2 separate regions of the Homo sapiens genome follow, and region 1 is linked to region 2. A link is a loop called in an ENCODE intact Hi-C map of the cell type or tissue named here. Cell type or tissue: PC-3. All regions are shown on one strand. Region 1 has its middle 31 kb from the start of ACYP2. Region 2 overlaps PSME4 (proteasome activator subunit 4).

Evidence for each region. Peaks named below come from ENCODE experiments on the same cell type or tissue, not always from the same donor. Only the 100,000 strongest peaks of a DNase experiment are listed, where the experiment ranks them.
Region 1: a loop joins it to region 2, with 4 times the contacts of the local background. A loop is called at or near these places in 23 of 110 quality-filtered maps.

What each region holds. Positions count from the first base shown.
Region 1 is chr2:54,083,672-54,086,171 of GRCh38, reverse strand. It overlaps a transcript of ACYP2 not described here. Among named protein-coding and RNA genes, the nearest start is that of ACYP2, 31 kb to the left of the region's middle. In PC-3, CTCF peaks have their summits at 1,117 and 1,336; a DNase peak (open chromatin) is centred at 1,371; H3K4me3 peaks cover 312 bases.
Region 2 is chr2:53,967,968-53,970,467 of GRCh38, reverse strand. All of the region lies in intron 1 of PSME4 (proteasome activator subunit 4), which reads left to right. Among named protein-coding and RNA genes, the nearest start is that of PSME4, 1.8 kb to the left of the region's middle. RefSeq lists an enhancer at 1-627. In PC-3, no CTCF peak of the experiment used is centred here; a DNase peak (open chromatin) is centred at 987; H3K4me3 peaks cover 2,500 bases; H3K27ac peaks cover 1,694 bases.

The DNA.
Region 1 (2,500 bases), 120 kb before region 2:
AGAGTTTGAGACCAGCCTGGCCAACATGGTGAAACCCTGTCTGTACTAAAAAAAACAATAATTAGCCAGGCCTGATGGTGCACACCTGTAATCCCAGCTACTCTGGAGGCTGGGTCAGGAGAATTGCTTGAATCTGGAAGGTGGAGGTTGCAGTGAGCCGAGACTGCGCCACTGCATTCTAGCCTGGCAACAGAGTGAGACTCTGTCTCAAAAAAATAAAAATAAAAAGTGACTCAAAGAAACTTTTAGAGTCACCAGAGGTCAGAGGCTATACATAGTCTTTATATATATATATACATATTTTTCCCAACATTTTATTTTGAAAAACTTCAAGCCTTCAAAAAAGTTGAAAGAATGATATAATTAACAGCCATATATTCTTCACTGAGATCAAATAATTTTAACTTTTGCCACATTGCCTGTCTCCTCCCACCTCTCTCTCTCTGTCTCACATCTCTATCTCTTTTTCCATACACAGTAAGTCCTCACTTAAAGTTGTCAATAAGTTCTTGGAAACTTCAACTTTCAGAGAAACAACTTATAACAAAGCCAATTTTACCACAGGCTAATTGATATAAACTAGAGTTAAGTTTCTTCAGCATATTTCTGGTCACAAAAACATCACCAAACTTCTGAAGCCCAAAACACATAGTATTAGACACTGAGATAAATGTGAGCTATATACACATTTAAGAAAGATGAATTTAAAAAAAAAGAAAGATGAATAAAAACTAGTAAGATAATGATTTGCCCCCTTACTCCAGTTTAATGTCACAGGTGGCCAGAGCCCATCCTGGCAGCTCAGGGCACAAGGTGACAACCAGCCCCGGACAGTCCGCAGTCCCGTGGCAGGGTGCACTCTCACACCCCCACAAGCACCCACTCACTCACAGTGCCACCACGTGGACCCGCCAGTGAACTAAATGTGCACAGCCTTGGAACGTGGGAGGAAACTGGATCACCTGGAGAAAAATCCCACAGACGTGAGGAGAACGTGCAACTCTACACAGACAGTGGCCCTGACCAGGAATATATTTCCAGGAATGATTTTTTTTCTCATCATTTTTCTCACACTGAACAAAACGACGTTGAACAAAGAGACTTATTTGAGGACTTGCTGTATTGTTTTTTTGAAAGTAAGTTGAAGACATAGAATATTCCATCCGGAAACATTCCCCACGCCTCACCTAAAAATAAGAACATTCACCTACATTATCACATTACCATCATCACATCTAATAAAAAGATAACCTAATTTCAATATTATCATCTACTATACGGTCCATATTTAAATTTTCCCAATGAGGGATTCCCTGAGCATCAGATCTTTTCTTGCTCAGGCTGGACACAGGTGGCAGGAAGAGGGCAGTGCAAGGCAAGTTGCTGACTAGGACAAAGCCCCGGGAAGCCAGGCCCCATTTTGCTGACTCTTACAGCATTACTTTCCTAATAAATAATACTGTTAATTGTTAAGAGTAATCAAATGTCTGGCTTCAGTGGTTGTGAATGTGATTTTTACTTCCAGCAAACCCATAAGAAGAAATCAAATCTGAGTTATTTATGAGTAAAAAATAAACTGAGGCTGAGCACAGTGGCTCATGCCTGTAATCCCAGCACTTTGGGAGGTGGAGGCAGGTGGATCACTTGAGGTCAGGAGTTCGAGACCAACCTGGCCAATATGGTGAAACCCCGTCTCTACTAAAAATACAAAAATTAGCCGGGCGTGGCGCATTCCTGTAGTCCCAGTTACTCAGGAAGCTGAGGCATGAGAATAGCTTGAACCTGGGAGACAGAGGTTGCAGTGAGCCAAGATGGCTCCACTGCACTCCAGCCTGGACGACAGAGTGAGACTCCGTCTCAGAAAAGAAAGAAAGAAAGAAAAAAAGAAATAAACTGAATACTAAGATTTGCATTTAATCCTTGAACTGACATTCCCTAAATGGATACCTTCTCTAGGCTTTGAAGAATTCTGATATATAAACCATTATTCTATTTTTGGAGTAGTAGAACCTTATTTATCAGGTCACCTTTCACCTCCACCAAAGCCCATGTAAGGAGCTGAACCTTTAGAGATGGAAGAAACGTTATACTCTGGGAAAAAAATAAATTGGAAATTATACTTTTAAAAAATCATTATTGTTTTATATTTGGGGATATTTGGGACATTTCTCATCTTTTCAAAATTTATAATTTGGTGTGATTTCTTGTTCTGTTTAAATATTCACTTTTGTACTTAATTTTACATTTGTAATCTTGCATTCTCTTTCTAAAGAGAGCGCTCAAAACTGTACAAGCATCAGACTACTCCAAACTGAAACCTGGATCTGCCCTGGGTCAGTTTTCAAGGTCAATTTTATGGGATTTGGCCAGTTTTATGTAGAATTTGGTTTGGGTTTTAAAGATGTTTATGCCCCAGGGTCTGGGGGGATGTAAGAGCATATTCTGTCCAGATTGTGCCTTTGGGGGGATGGGGGAACAGTAATTATCAGCAGGACTCTGG
Region 2 (2,500 bases):
TCCAGAGGGCTGGACCCTTAGCTCTGTCCTCGCTGGAGCTGTCCCCGAGCGGTGATCCCAGGGTCGTGACAGAGCCTGTGAAGTACTCAAGCCGTCCTCCCTGCCACTTTCCTACGGGACTTCCCGGGTCTTTACCATCCCTCTACGTCCTCCGCATCTGCTTCTCCCGAAGTGTTCGGGTTGTTGTCTTCCCACCTGGGGGGCCCTGGGTAGCCCAAGGGCCCCGGCCCCGAGGGAGAGAGGTGAGCCTTTCTCAAGGGTCCTCCGTGGACTTTTGCGCATGGGAGAGGCGGGGCAAAGAGAATTTGTCTTTGGGGGAGTTCCTTGACTTGTCTCCTTGCTTCCTCCGGTTCTTCCTTCCCCTACGATCCCCGCCTCTTCGCATCTCCGTTGGCGTCTAGTAACTTTCTGAATGGAGAGAAGACCATAGGGAAACTTAAGGGTTTTGCTTTTTGGGGGCCCTCTCAGACCTGGCGGAGTTGATCGAAAAGGGTCGTTTAAAGTCAGACCTCATTCTTGAGCTTAACGTCTTATGTGGACAGTGTTGTTTTGGATTGTGTGTTGCTCCTGTTGTGACATTTCTTTTGGAGAGACATTTAAGATACTGAGGAAAGTAGGGAAGAGCACTGTCAGGATGTCCAGGGCGATATTAGTATCAGGCTTGTGTTAATTTTTTGAGTTACTCAGATTAAGAGATTACCTAAATCAGTTTCAGGAGTTCTGTTTGTAAACTAGCTTCAAACTATAGTGTCACTGAAATTAGGAAAAAAAAAAAAAAAACGAGTGAAAATACAGTGGGGGAAAAAAGGTTACATTTACTTGCTGGATGGGCATCTTTACTGTGTCCGAAGAGCTTTTTAAGAAAGAATTTTGCTGTATCTTGTTTGGTTAACTGTACATAAAATCTAGTAACATGGTATGTTCACGCATGTGGGTATGGACGGGTGAACACACAAGACATAACTCACTCATTCAGTGTTTACCCAAAGCTGCTGATTGAACTGAGTGATGACTCAGGGTTTTGTAATAGTTTTGTGTATATTCACTGGATGATTCTCATCTGCCAATTATTAAGGGGCCTCTGACAAATTTCTCATTTCCACTTGAGGGGTGGGTGGGACCTTTTTAATTAAAAAGAAGCAAAACTAAAACATGTAATTTGCCCTCTTCAGAGAGTGATCATAAAATGTCAAGGTTAACAGCTCTCCCCTTGACTAGAGTATAATGAAGTTTTTCGTGTTAGGATCCTTAGGAGAATGGAGGTGAGGGGCGGCAGAAGCAGGAATGCAACAGGGAGAACCACGTTTAGTCAAAAAAGAATATTTTATAAATAGTTAAAATCCAAATGCTTTTTCAAGTGAGACTCCTAGGTTTTTGTGTTGCTCAGGCACAGTAAAAATAGTCACTTTGTTACAGTAATTCCCCATTTTAATCACTTGGATTAGACTTGCCAGAGAATACCTACCATTTTTGGGGACGCAAACAGCTTTTTTTAGTGTACATTATATAAATATGCCATGGTGTGAAGGCATATCTGCTTTGGATTTATAAACCTAGAATCTACCAAGGCATAGTTAAGCATTGTTTTCTAAAGTATTTATTGTTAACAAGTTTGGTAAATTAGCACTCCGAGTTTTGTTATTGTTTTGGCTTATTAGATAAAAGTTTGTACCTAGAAAGGGCTAAAAATAACAATGGAGCTAATGTTTGGTGTTTAGGGCTGGATTGCAGATAGCTGATGGCTTAATACCCATGAACCCATAACCATTTATAGCTAAATAACCAGCAAGAAATGCTACTGGGTAGAATTTTATTTTGGAATAGTGGTTAGATGCTGGAAACTGATTCTTGATATTGCACTATGAGACATTTTGAATGCGGTGGGACATGTTGTGATCTTGGGTGTGTTTTTTTCCTAAGTCATGTTAAGGTGACCTGTTCATAGTTGTGCTTGTTGTTTTTTAAGCCTTCTGTGTTGCATAAGTGAACATCTGAATAATGCCAAAACGTGTGACGAAAGCTGAGTGGTGATCATATTTAGTACTTTGTAGAATAGAAAGTGGTAATGAAAAGAAAATCTAGTTTCTCCCACTAGCTCTGAGACTGTGGGAAAGTTACTTAATCATGTGTTTCAGTATGCTTGTGCGTGAAATGAGGGGATTGGACTAAATAATTCTTTTTTTTTTTTTTTTTGAGGTGGAGTCTTGCTTTGTTGCCCAGGCTGGAGTGCAGTGGCAGGATCTTGGCCCACTGCAATCCCTGCCTTTCGGGTTCAAGCGATTCTCCTGCCTCAGCCTCCCAAGTAGGTAGGATTATAGGCGAGTGCCACCATGCCTGGCTACTTTTTTTGTATTTTTAGTAGAGACAGGGTTTCACCATGTTGGTCAGGCTGGTCTTGAACTCCTGACCTCAAGCAATCTGCCCACCTCGGCCTCCCAAGGTGCTGGGATTACATGTGTGAGCCACCGCACCCGGCCTGGACTAAATTCTTGAGAAGCAT